Linked DNA regions of Homo sapiens: region 2 is linked to region 1. The links are chromatin loops, found by intact Hi-C in ENCODE. Cell type or tissue: mesothelial cell of epicardium. All regions are shown on one strand. Each heading gives the region's core, and the rest is flanking DNA. Links, peaks and the distances in the headings are about the cores only. Region 1 overlaps KCNT1 (potassium sodium-activated channel subfamily T member 1). Region 2 holds the start of SOHLH1 (spermatogenesis and oogenesis specific basic helix-loop-helix 1).

What was found. A loop is a pair of places that touch in the nucleus more often than their neighbours do. Peaks named below come from ENCODE experiments on the same cell type or tissue, not always from the same donor. Only the 100,000 strongest peaks of a DNase experiment are listed, where the experiment ranks them.
Region 2: a loop joins it to region 1, with 6 times the contacts of the local background. A loop is called at or near these places in 2 of 110 quality-filtered maps.

The regions. Positions count from the first base shown.
Region 1 is chr9:135,758,804-135,764,681 of GRCh38, forward strand. It overlaps KCNT1 (potassium sodium-activated channel subfamily T member 1), which reads left to right. Exons shown (of 31, transcript NM_020822.3): 11 at 876-1,056. Among named protein-coding and RNA genes, the nearest start is that of KCNT1, 60 kb to the left of the region's middle. In mesothelial cell of epicardium, for the core only: no CTCF peak of the experiment used is centred there; no DNase peak of the experiment used is centred there.
Region 2 is chr9:135,693,779-135,700,892 of GRCh38, forward strand. SOHLH1 (spermatogenesis and oogenesis specific basic helix-loop-helix 1) reads right to left here and starts at 5,703. Exons shown (of 8, transcript NM_001101677.2): 1 at 5,625-5,703; 2 at 5,217-5,348; 3 at 4,551-4,698; 4 at 3,728-3,849; 5 at 2,834-3,027; 6 at 1,272-1,485; 7 at 609-679; 8 at 1-36. The coding sequence starts at 5,689. RefSeq lists an enhancer at 799-1,313. In mesothelial cell of epicardium, for the core only: no CTCF peak of the experiment used is centred there; no DNase peak of the experiment used is centred there.

The DNA of each region.
Region 1 (5,878 bases), core at 848-5,847:
CCAGGTGGGGTCTCTTGGCTGAGGCCCAGCTGAAAGCAGGGTCTGGAGGCAGCCAGGGTAAAGGTGGGGGTGCCCAGAGCTGCGAGGGCCTCCAGCCCACCCAGGCATGCCCACTGTGCCCACCTGCCTGTGTCCTCGTGGAGGGCTCCATGTTGCTGCTCTGCCTTGGGTCCCAGCGAGGCCTGGTCACCACTTCCCGTCCCCAGGCAGGGATGTCAGGCAAGCACTGTGCCCTGGGGGAGGGAGAGTGCCCTGCGTTTCCCGCCTCCCTTCCCCCCTGCCCCTCATGACAGACTGACAGACACAGAGCTGAGTGGGCAGATTGGGGCATCCATGAGGATAGCATCTGGGACCTGGCGGCGACCCCAGCCCTGCCCATTAGACCTCCCAGCCTCAGGCCTGGGCGCTTGTCTGGCTGTGCCGGGCAGAGGCCTGAGTGTGGTGGGTAAAGGGGCAAGGCTCTGAGATGGGGGTAGAGGGCCAGACCCCAGGCCCACCCCTGTGTCACCCAAGCCCACGCTGATGACACAGCCCTGCATCCCCTGCTCCCAGAGAATGTTCCAGGGACCTAGGAGAGAGCCACCCGGCAGGCAGGGAGGCTCCGGGGAATTCGCCGTGAACAGAGGCCGCCATGCTGTGGCCAAGCTGCATTGTCAGCCAGCGTCAGGCAGGAGGTGGCTCCGGCAGAGCTTGGGGACAGATGGGCAGGGCTGAGGGCCTGATGCCACCCAGCTGTCAGGAGGGCGGGGCTCGCCTGGTGATGCACAGCTCAGTCTCCTGGGCAGTGAGGGTCCCGTGGGCAGGCAGGATCTCTGAGGGGCCACGGCCCCCCAGCTCCTGGGCCCCAGGCCGCCCCTCACTGCCAGGGGTTGCAGGACCTGCGGCATCCAGCACCTGGAGCGGGCGGGCGAGAACCTGTCCCTCCTGACCTCCTTCTACTTCTGCATCGTCACCTTCTCCACCGTGGGCTACGGTGACGTCACGCCCAAGATCTGGCCATCGCAGCTGCTGGTGGTCATCATGATCTGCGTGGCCCTCGTGGTGCTCCCACTGCAGGTGGGTCCTCTGGGCACCAGCCCTGGGTGGCACCAGCAAAGGGACAGGCGGGTGCCAGTAGAGGGAGGGTGCCACTGAGGCTGTGGCACAGTGCGGGGGCCACTCCCAGGAGGGGACAGTGAGGCCAGGCGGGTGGTGCCTGCTCCGTTGCACGCCCCCACTGAGGGTCTACGGCGGGTCCGGTGGTGCTCAGCATGGTGGGTAATGATGGAGTCCCGTGAGCTGGCCTCTTCCTTCTGGGGAGATGGTGGGTCTCCAGTGCCAGGGTGACCTGCCCCTCCCAGGCCCAGGCAGAGTGCAGGGAAGGGTCAAGGTGGACAGCCGGCCCATTTCCCATCCACAGCCAGGTGCAGCAGCAGCTGCCAGGCCCACAGGGGGCACACCCCCCCGGCCACCCCAGTGGCTTCCCCGTCACCACTGCTGTGGCCCACTGCCCACTGAGCAGAGGAGGGGACGGGGCAAGACCTCAGTGGGAAAGGTGGAGGCCTGGAGAGGGCAGCTGCCTCAGGGTGTGAAGTGCTTGGGCCTGGACTGCCTCCGACACCTCCTCCAGGCACCCCAGCCCACCCTGGAGGGACCCTGCTATTGGGGAGATGGGAGAAGGAGGGGACCCCTGTGGGTGGTGGAACATTTTCCAGGAGGCTGGGTAGGAGGAAGAGCCTGAGGAGGTGGCCAGGGCCTTCTGGGAGACAGACCCCCAGGTGGCTGCAGGATGCCGGGGAGACAGGGCAGTGCTCCTAGGGAGCCTCTGCTGACCCCAGGCTCAGCCCCAGCTCCCTCCCGCTAAACAGCAGTGGGCGTGGCCCAGGTATGGGCCCAGGCCAGGCCTGGCTCTTCTCCTCACTATATCCAAGCCAAAGCTGTGGCACCAGCTGTACGGCCCCCAGCGTGGGCCATGTTCTCCACATCTGTGGCTTCTGTTCTCCTGAGTTCAGATGGGGCCGTGCGCGTCTTTCCATCTGGTTGTCGGCCACTCCACCGTCCAGTGCCACGAGTCCCGCTCCTGTGAGCTGCCCGCTCCTCTTTGGTCTTCCCCCTGGTTCTCGCTGATGAGCGAGTCTCTGTGTTCTAGAAGAAGCCAGTTGTGTGTGGCTTTCCCGTTACTTCCTGCTCTGTGACCGCCCCTCTCACTTTGCTTACAGAATCTTCCATTCACGGATGGTCTTGATTTTTTTTTTTTAAATTAGAGATAGGGTCTCACTCTCATTTTGTTGCCCAGGCTGGCCTCGAACTCCTGGGCTCAAGCGATCCTCCCGCCTCAGCCCCAGAAATAGCTGGGATTACAGGCGGCTTGGCTTTGATTCACCAATCTTTCCCTTATGGTTTCTGTTTTCCTGTCTTTACTGAAAAGATCATTCCCTCCCTCGATCATAAACCTGGCTTCCTATTTTCTTCTAAAAGTGTAAAGCTCGCCTCTCACCTGGAGGGTTTCACCCACCAGGAACCACCATGTGGGGTGGGGTGGAGCTGGGTTCTCCCCTCTGACGCCTGCTCCCCCACACCCTGCATTCTGCTCCTTTCTCTGCGCATTTCATAACCAGGCAAGGGCGGGAGTGAGGGTGGGAGTGAGGCCAGGAGCACAGTGTGGGGGGCACTCCGTGCAGTGACACTGCCTCCCTCCTCGGCCCTCCTGCCCCAATCCGTAAATCTCACCTCAAATTCTTTACCTTAATTACTTCTGCAAAGACCCTTTTGCAAATGAGGACTCATCCTGAGGTGCAGGGGGACCTGCTTTCAGGGCCATCCTTGACCTTGCTACGGGCCCCCAGCCTCCGTCCCTGGTCCGCCCCGGCCCACACTTCACCACGTGGCCGGCACCTGCTGAGGCCGCTGCACCCAGATGCTCTGCAGAGGCGTTGACCCATCCAGTCTCTGAATTCCCCACAAGCCCTTCCAGAGAAACATCCGAGAGGCCCCTGGCCCAGCCGAGGTCAGAGGAAGGGTCAACAGGGCCAATGCGTCCCCCTTTCCCCTGTGGGCCCACGGCCCAGCCACACGCAGCTCCACCTTCGGGCTGCGTCCGGCTCCTCTCCCCACCCCACACACCCCAGAGCGAAGAGGAGCCCCAGCCCCAGCCACCCCCAGGGTCGCTTTCAAATAAAGCAGGAGCGAAGCGCTCTCTCCCGTGCTTCTCACGAGACCGTGGCACCCACGGGTAAGGGCCAAATCGGGATGTGCAGCAGGCCTGTTCCATGTCCCTCTGCTGCGTCCACAGCCTCCGGGCCGGGGCTGCCTTCCCATTCTGCTCCTGAAGCACCAGGGGAGCCCCCACCTCCCCTTATCTCCATTAAGAAGTAAGACAAGGCCAGGCGCAGGGCTCATGCCTGTAACCCCAGTACTTTGAAAGGCCAAGGCGGGAGGATCGCTTGAGCCCAGGAATTTGAGATCAGCTTGAGCAACGTAGAGAGACTCCCATCTCTACCAAAAAGTATGAAAATTAGCTGGGTGTGGCGGCATGCACCTGTAGTCCCAGCTACTTGGGAGGCTGAGGCAGGAGAATCGCCTGAGCCCTGAGGTTGAGGCTGTGGTGAGCTGTGATCTCGCCATCGCACTCTAGCCTATGCAACAGAGAGTGAGACCCTGTTTCAAAAAGAAAAAGAAAAAAGGGCCAGGCACAATGGGTCCTGCCTGTAATCCCAGCACTTTGGAGGGCCGAGGTGGGTAGATCACTTGAGATCCGGCGTTCAAGACCAGCCTGGGAAACATGGCAAAACCCCGTCTCTACCAAAAAATAGGAAAAATTAGCCAGGCATGATGGCACACAGCTGTAGTCCCAGCTCCTCGGGAGGCTGAGGTGGGAGGATCACTTAAGCCCAGGAGGCAGAGGTTACAGTGAGCCAAGATCACACCACTGCACTCCAGCCTGGGTGACAGAGCGAGATGCCATCTCAACACCATCTTAAAACAAACAAGACAAGGTGACTCCAGGTGCACCAGGTCCTGCAGGCATCACACCTGCACTGCTCTTCAGGGAAATTCACGGAACAAATGCGCCATCGTCACGAGAACTGATTGCATCGATGGGTATGGCCATGGTGACAAGTGACCGACAGCCCAGCAGCCTGCACGCAGAGGTGTCACTGTAGCTCGAGCTCCGTGTCCACAGTGGGGTCCCTCAGATCAGCCACTGCCTGACTGCCTTGTCTCCTTTCTCCCGTGTGGGGCAGGCAGAGCAGGCCCTGAGTGGGACAAGCTCTGAGCGAGGCAGGGAGGAAGGCGGGGGCAGGGCCTGGGGGCTGGCGCACCCTCCCTCCCATCAGCCCTGCCGGACCTGGTGCTCAAACCTGACCCAGGTGGGCCTGTGCTGTCCCTGGCAGGGCTGGGGGTGATTGGGACAGTGATGCCGCTGACCCCACCGTCTAAGCCGCTCCCTGCCTCCTCCGAATGACTGGAAAGACTGAGCCTCTCACTGGCGATGGTAAGGGTGGGCTGCAGTGCCCTTGCCCTTGGTCTCCACTGGGCTGAATGCACCAGTAAAAGCCCTTGAAGCAGAGTGATGACCCCGAGGCCCTCGCTCACGAGCGTCCTTCTGGAACACAGCAGCGCCGGCTGGGTCTCCTGGAAGTATCCTCCAGGCTCTTCGATCAGCAAGACAGACAGGCAGCTTAAACAGCAGATATGTATCCTCCGCCAGCCCTGGAGGACAGAATCGGAAGTGGAGGGGTTGGCAGGGCTGACCCTATCAGGCCGCTTTGGGGGAGATTGTCCCATGCCTCTCTCCAGCTTCTGGTGGGGCCGCAATCCCTGGGGCTGCTTCTACGGTGGCTGTAGAAACCTCAGCCTCTGCCCCGTGTGCACTTGGCCTCTTCTCTGTACCTCTCACTGGATTTAGGGCCCACTCCAACCCAGGGTGACCTTATCTTAAATCATTACATCTGCAGAGACCTATTTCCAATCAGATCACATGGCGAGGTTCTGGGCAGATAGGACTTTTAGGGTCACTACGGAGCTGCCGTCATTAGCTCCTTCATCCTCACGGCGGCCCTGGAGGGTTGCCGTGCCATGCAGCCATCTTGTAGGTGAGGAAGCTGAGGCTCAGAGTGGGGGACGTGAGCCCTGGGGTGTCTGACAGCAGAGCCCCCGCCAGCACCATCCGCGGGGAAGCCTCTGTTCCGGTCGCCCTGGAGTCTTGAGCACCTCCCAGCTGTGGAAACTGTTTTGTGTGGCAAGGCAGTGGAGCCTCGTCACCGGAACAAAGCAGGCGCTGGATAAGTGCAATGCGATGGTCCCATTTAGACCAGACGATAGCACATCAGCCATGCAGCCCACAGTCCATGGGAGCTCCTGCCATTGTTCATTTAACACGTGTTCAACAAGCCGGGCACCATGACTCAGCCTGTAATCCCAGCACTTCAGGACGACAAGGCAGGAGGATCGCTTGAGCCCAGGAGTTCGAGACCAGCCTGGGCAATGTAGTGAGACCCCATCTCTACAAAAAATAAAAATAAAACTAGCTGGTCATGGTGGTGATGCACCTAGAATCCCAGCTACTCAGGAGGTTGAGGCAGGAGGATGGCTTGAGCCCGGGAAGTCAAGGCTGCAGTGAGCTGTGATTGCACCACGGCACTCCAGCCTGGGTGACAGAGTGAGCCTCCGTCTCAAAAAAAAGAAAAGCCAAAGACTTTCACCTAGAGGCCAGTGGGGCCGGTGCTGGGAGGCCCCGGTGGCCTCTGTTTTGGATCTGTCCCCTTTGAGTCTCAACACCCAGAGCTTGCATCTGGGGAGCATGAGCCAGGGCAGGCAGCATCCTCAGACCAGCAGCCTCAAACCACCTGCCCCCCAGACATAGGCTCCTGACAGTGAGGCCTGCGAGTGCCTGGAA
Region 2 (7,114 bases), core at 861-5,860, 65 kb before region 1:
ATGCAGGGCCACTGCCTCCTCGACCCTCCAGAGACCCTGGAAGCAAACAGGACACATCGGCAGGGCAGGCAGGTGCTCTGGGAGCTTGAGGCAGACAGGTGGGGTCGGAGGAACAGAGCTCCCACCTCAGTCCGTCTGCCCTGCCCTGTCCCCGCTGCACAGAGGCTGTGATGAGGTGGGTGAGCTCATACCTGGTGGCCCCAGACCCAGGACACCTGTTGGACCAGAACCAGGAACGGGCTCCCAAACACTAAATCCTAAATGGAATGGACACACGCCATGTCACAGGGCCATACACCTTTGCCGGCCAGCACGGGCTGGACCAGGGGCCTCGCTGACACAGGGTCAAGGGGAAGAATACAGGGCTCCAAGCACCGCCAGCTCTCATGCAGGCTCGTCCACATCACGTTCACTCACACACTCACATATCACCTATAACGCTCAATACCAGACACGGCCCAACAGCTAAGCACCAACGGTGGAGAAAACGGGGGCTCAGACACAGACCCTGGGGCCCCCTGACACACGCTAGGCCTGAGTCCCAATTCCCCAGCTCATATCAGGTGCTTACGCGGGGGGACCAGCCCTGAACCCAGGGCCCCACTCACCCGGCCACGAGCTGGGACCAGCAGTCAGCAGGAAGGACGTCCCATCGTCCACATCAGACCCCAACGCAGACCTGGAAGCGACAAGCTCTTCCTCAGTGGCCACAAGCGGACCCAGACCTTGGAGCTCAAGGAAACATTTGGGCCCAAGTCCTGCAAAGGCAGCTTCGAATGCAAAGATCTAGGCACCACTCCTGACAGGCTCCACCCTGCCCAGCGGGGAGAAATGCAGAGGCCACAGCCGCTGAGGACACGGGCCAGCGGCTCTCGCGGGTCCCGATCCGTCCTGCAGAGCATCTCTGCCGGTTTCTCTCCAGCCACAGTCTCGCTCTTCTCGTCCCCTCCCTCCCCCTCCCCTCCCCCTCCCACACCCCAGCTGGTATGTGCTCACGAAACACAAACTCATTTTACTATCAGCCAAAACAAATGACAATTAGGAAGACAAAAGTGTTTCCAGAAACACACATTAGAAAGCCACACGGCAAGGCTGGCTGGTCCTGTCCTGGGCTGTGGCCTTGGCCTCCCTCCCACGGGCACAGAAGCAGAGACGGAAGCTTCCAGATGCCGAGAAAGTGGGCCCAAGCAGGACTGGGAGGAGGTGGGACAGGCTCACACACACATGCTCGCTCACGCACACACAGGCGTGCACACCACCTGGGCACTCACCCGGCCTCCTGCGCCAGCATGGGGTCCTCCTTGGCTGGCTCCCCCAGAGGTGCAGCCCCCATGGCCAGGGGCCCAGCCTGGCCCAGCCAGCCAAGGGCCTCCCCGCTCATCACGGGCAAGGTCTGCTGCTGCGAGAACGGAGGCCAGGACAGGGGTGGCCTCACAGCCTTAGGAAGACTCCGGCCTGGGGGCCACGGCACCAGGCTGGAAGGTTCTGGGAGAGAAGTCAGATGCGGGTCAGCCTTCCCTGCCCAGCCCCACAGGCTGCCCCCGAGGACCTCGTGACTCACGGGCTCGGTCCACTCACACTGACCGAGCACCTGCTCTGCTGCCTGCACCCTGCAGCAGGGACACGTGGGAGGAAGCTCAGAAGCGGGTGGCACACAGGTAAACAAGGAAAAGATGAACACCCAGAGGTGGGGTGCCCAACACCTGGGGGCCAAGGGCTTCCTAGAGGGGGTGCTGGCTTGGCCAGCCGCAAGGGGCTTGGATCTGGGGACCCTCTCAGCACCGCCTCCCGGACCTCGAGCTCTGCCCTCAGACCTGCTCGCTCCCCACGTGCCTGGCTGACTCCTGGGTTTCCGGAGTGCCCTGATGACCCCAGCTCTGACACCAGCCCTGCCAACTGCATGACTGCTCCCAGCCACAGCTGGGAGCCAAAAGGCACAGCCCTGCCTCTCATGGCACCTGGCGACTTCCAGACGCTACCACAGCAGGGGCCGAGGGGAGTTCGGTCATCAGAGGCGCCCTGCAGGGCCACCCACAGAGGGACCAGAGCTCAGCTGTGGGTGGCATTAGGGACAAAGGCCCCGGGTGGCAGAGGGAACAGCTGGGAGGCCTCGGGCCCCTGGCTCACCCCAATTACAGTTCCTGCCATGGCCAGGCAGCATAGGCGGAAGGGCAGATGGGGCGCCCCGGGGAAAACAGATCTCCGGCCACATCCAAAACACACCAGCCACAGGCGGGTGAGAGAAGCAGGGCCACAAAGCTGGACGGAGCAACCAGGATGGGGCCGAGTCCCTCTACCTCCCCACTTCCCACAGACCCAGGACAGAACCAAGTCCCTCTACGTCCCCATGCTTCCCAGCAGACCCAGGGAGTGACCAGGATGGGGCAAGTCCCTCTACGTCCCCATACTTCCTGCAGACCCAGGGAGTGACCAGGATGGGGCCAAGTCCCTCTACGTCCCCATGCTTCCCAGCAGACCCAGGGACCCAGGGAGGAGAAGATCAGGCCCTCCCTTCCCTGGAGCACATGGAAGTCCCAGGAGGAGACAGGATAGAAGGAACAGCTCCCATGGTGGCCTTTGCCCAGGACTCTCCCTTCCTCGAGCCACACTTCCTCCCTCCCGAGAGCACACGTCCTCCTTTTCACAAAAGCAGGCACAGCCCGGGGGCCTTGAATCAAGCTCATCCCTCAACACGTGGGTTTCTCACCAACACAAGGGCCTGGGAAAACTTCGAACCCCGTTTGCAAACAGCCCCCATTGTTCTTAGGGCTAAAGCACAGCCTGGCGCCGCTCCCCAGGCCAAAGGCACCCCACATGCACACCCAGGACTCACCTGAGAAAGGGGGCAGCCCACCCCGCACCTGGCACAGCCCCAACAGTGCCTCACACTTGTCCGTGCCCAGGGACGTGCAGCTCGCGGGGTCCCACTGCCTGGAGGACGCAAGGATGTGCGGCACGGGCTCTGGGCTGGCCGACGCTGGATCCAGGGACCAAGGACTTTCCAGAAACGCCTTCACATCTGGGGTTCTAGAAGGAGCAACATGACAAGGATCCTGGGTCTATTCCCCAGCCCCCTGGAAGGCTGCCCCCACCCACCCCAAGAGCAGAGGGCTGGACCCATCCCCAGGACACCCCAGGCACCACCCAGCATCAAGCCAGCCTCTGCCCAGGGGCCCTGGGCCAGCCAAGCTCCACAGCTGTCTACCCAGTTTCCCTCTGCCCAACTCCTCCGGTTCTAGATTCTTCCACAGCTAATTAGCCACCAGTCCCATGCCCCAGCCTGCTTTGGGGTAAAATGGGTACATTTAAACACAAGATGCAGACAGTCCTTCAACCTGGGGAGCTGCCATTCTGAAAAGAACCAAATTATCTTGACTTCAGAAAACTGCATTCCTGAAGCTGCCCATGGGGAGGAGTATGACACCTCACTGACCACCTGTAAATTCCCCACACACAGGAGCAGAAGAGATCCTCCCGGGCACCTCCCACCTCCACACCAGCCCAGGCCCTCAATTCTGCTGACCGCGCTCCCCCCTTGCTGGAGCTCGCCCATGTTGGTCACCTCACACCTGGCCACCTGAGTTGGCAGGGCCCTGGGCAGGTCACCACCTGCGGAGGCCAAGCCGGGCCTCCAGGCCACACCCTCCCGAGGACATGCCAGGGGGCTTTGGGTCTGCTGCTCCCAGGGTCACCCAGCCCTGGAGAGCGGGCCCCAGGAGACACTAACCGAGTCCCGCTGGACGCTCCCGTCCCAGGGTCTGGCACACCTGCTTGAATCTGACTCGACAACGTCAACTGTAAAACATCCTCCTGCAACGAGTGCCACATTTCCTTGGAGGAAGCAAGAATCTGAAATTTAAGTAAACATGTAAAACAAAGACAGAGACAGTCAGCTGAGAAACCCAAGACACGGTGACAAGACTGCTACCCCAGGGCCTGGAGGGTCACTGTGAGCTCGGTCCCCGCTTGGAACTTGGGGGCGAGAGTACAGGTTGACAACGAGGCTGAGGTTCCACCCCCGAAAGGCCCCACCATTCCTGAATCAGGCTGTGCATACCCAAGGGCCTCACTGCAAATGCTGGGACCCCTGACCTCACAGATGACAACACAGTTTCATTCCCCACACAGGTCCTCAGCCCCAGCACTCACGGGGTCAGCCAGAGCCCCCAGAGCCTTGGAGAGGGGAGAGGAGCCTCTCTCTTGGAGACGTGCAGAGAAATGATCTAGGGGGTGCTCAGCCAGGGAGGATCAGGAGACCCCAACTCTCCCCCAAATTGGCACGGAGCATCTCGGCAACCCATCAATGAACAGGACTCAGGGGCACAGGAGGGCTGGAAAGGAAGGCTTGCTCCTTTCCAGGAACAGAATAACAACAGGTAAGGCTTGAACAAATCAGGAAGTGCCCTGCCGAAAACGTGGCCTGCTCTAGCCGTGGAGACCCAGAGGGCTGAAGGAGACGGGGATGACAGGGGACACACTGCCTGCAAGGTGGTGAGATGTCCCATCACCGTGATGCCGGAGGACTGACGGCGTCTACCCTTACAACTCACAGCGTGCTGCTCCTGACTGGGCCCCAGGGCGCTGGCAAGCCGCAGGAACTGCACAGACATCTCCAGGACCGAGGCCATGTCCTCCCGCCGGCCATCGAACTGGGGCAGCAGGGCCCGCAGACGCTCACAGCTCAACGACATCCGCTTCCTGGTTCCGGTCAAGAAACAAATACCTCTGGGCCCTCCTGCCCTCCCCGAGAAGGGACAGCAACTGCTAGAACCTGCCAGATAGACCCTGGGCGCTTGTCAGGCAGAGGGGGCTACAAGATGACTCAGAGCTGCCCCCGTGGTCTGAAGCCCCGAGATCCACATCAGAGCACAGCCTGGGCCTGACCCCTGGACCTCGGCGACAGGCTGTCCAGCCCAGGCCCAAACCATGGCTGCTTTGCGGTGTGGAAAAGACAGCGAGGGTCAGAGGCAGTCAGAAGCACAGAGGGTCACAGGTGCACAGCCTCAAGAGGCCAAGGCTTCAGGATAAAGAGGGGCTGCAGGATGTTCCCCAACAGGGCTTTTCTGGTTTACTTGGAGATGTGCAGTCTGTCCTTCTCCTGGGCACAGGCCACGAGCCCCTCCCAGCTGCCTGACACCTGGTGGCAGCCCCGAACATAATCTCACCCGCTCCACCCCTTTACAGCGCCCTCACCCCTGGGAGGCACCACCACTCACCTGCGCTCCCTCTCGCTGATCACGTTCCGCCGAAGGCAGGAGCTGGGACCCTCGGCCACCGTAGGGGCCTTGGGCGGGCCCGAGCCCCGGGCCGAGTCCTCGCAGCAGGAGAGGGCACCAGACAGGGAGCCGCTGCCGAGAAAGCCAAGAGCACCGGGCCCTGAGAACCCCAGAAAAGGCCACCAGGAGTCCCAGATGCCAGAATGGGCGTCTTTGGGGTGCGGGTGGAAGCCAAGACTGGGTCACGTAGGGACACGGCCCGGCCCTCTCTGCACCCCTTCCCCTCTCCCAGGGTCCAGGGCTCCGCCCCAGGAGGCCCAGGATGGGTGGAGCCCAGCAACTTGCGGAAGAACCCCTGGGTACAGGCCTTGGGCCCCCAACCCCTTGGCCGCCAGCCCAATTCCTCACTTGCATCCCCTGACGGTAGGGATTCTGGAGACCTCCGGGTAGGGCTCGGAGCACCGGGACGCCATGAACTCGCAGCTGCGGAGCGACCCCACGCGCACGGCCCCTTCCGCAGGCAGCCCCGCCCCCTCACGTGTGCTCTGCCCACCTGCCACGTGCTTTCCACCTAGCCCACCCCACCCCCACTTGCAATCCGCCCCCATAGCGCATGCGCTCTAGCCCTCCCCACGCAGCCAGCCCGGGGCCCACGTGACCCGCGTTCCTGCAAAGAAGGTGCTGGAAAGGGACTCGGGGGGTCCACCCACTCTATGCCCCCGCAGGACGCCAGGGGAAGGGGCCCCAGCCCAGGTGGCCCTGCCTCTACCCTTACCTTCCCGGGGGTCGCCTCGGTTCCCACTTATGCGGTGGTCTCGGTGCCCTTGGGCACTTTGGAGATGCGGGCTCTGCCCTTAGGAGCCCAGCCCCTGGTGGGAGTGGGCGGGCTGGGCTGAGTTGTTTAGCCCAGGCCTGGGGGACCCAGGGACACAGGGAGGGGGAAGGGTACCCGCCTGCTCCCCAGTCGCCCACGCCTCCATTTTCCCCCAAATCTAGTACGCTTGCAGACGCTGCGCCTCAGGGTAGGGTCACCATCCACACTTCTGGGTCGCCCAGAACCAGGGGCATCTTGTCCCCACCCCAGGCCACCATCGTCCGTGCTCTTCCTCCCGCTGAGCTCTGCCGGGCACCCTCGGAACCGTCTGTCCCTTCACCTGGCCCTGCCCAAGCACCATCCCCGCTTTATGCCCTGGGGCCCCAGCTCGACCCCTCACCTCACACTCTCAACAGGTTTCTGCGGGATCGCGGGGGTCCTGCCCATCCAAATTCAGAAAGCTCCGGCGCCAGGTGTTTGCTCACCTCCCCGCTGAACTCCAGGAGCCGCCCTGCGCTGGGCTTGAGTCCCCCAGTACATACTTTTGGGGGGATGACGGAGGGAAGGGGGAGGTGGAGACCCTTCCTCTTTCACGGAGGTTGCGGGGGGCCCTCAGGGAAGCAGAGGGGACGAGGGTGGGGGGTGAGGCTGGACTGTTGGGAGGACATCCCTGGCCTGGCTCGTGCTGAGGTCGTAGCGGGAGGAGGTGGGGTGGGTGGCAGGGGCTCTCCTCCCGAGAGGGGAGGCAAGAAGGAGCCCGGGCAGGTGCCACCACACGGGGACGTCTGTCCGGGGTGCCCCAGTCTCCTGTGGAGAAGGCGCGGCTCTGGGCCTCGGGCTGGCATCCTGGACTTTGGGCCAAAGATGGGTGAAGGGTGTTTGGAGCAGAGGGAGGTTATGTAATATAAGGTGGTGTCTCCATCCCTGCTCCGCCCAGCCTTGGCTGCAGGTCAGACATGGAGGAGGACGGGGTTGGAGAGGAGGGCAAAAGCTCTCGGGGACCTGGGCCCCTCTCCCGGCCCTGCCCCTGGCCAGGGAGGGATGGACGGGCTGGCGATCTGGGGCTCCTCAGTGGCAGAGTGGG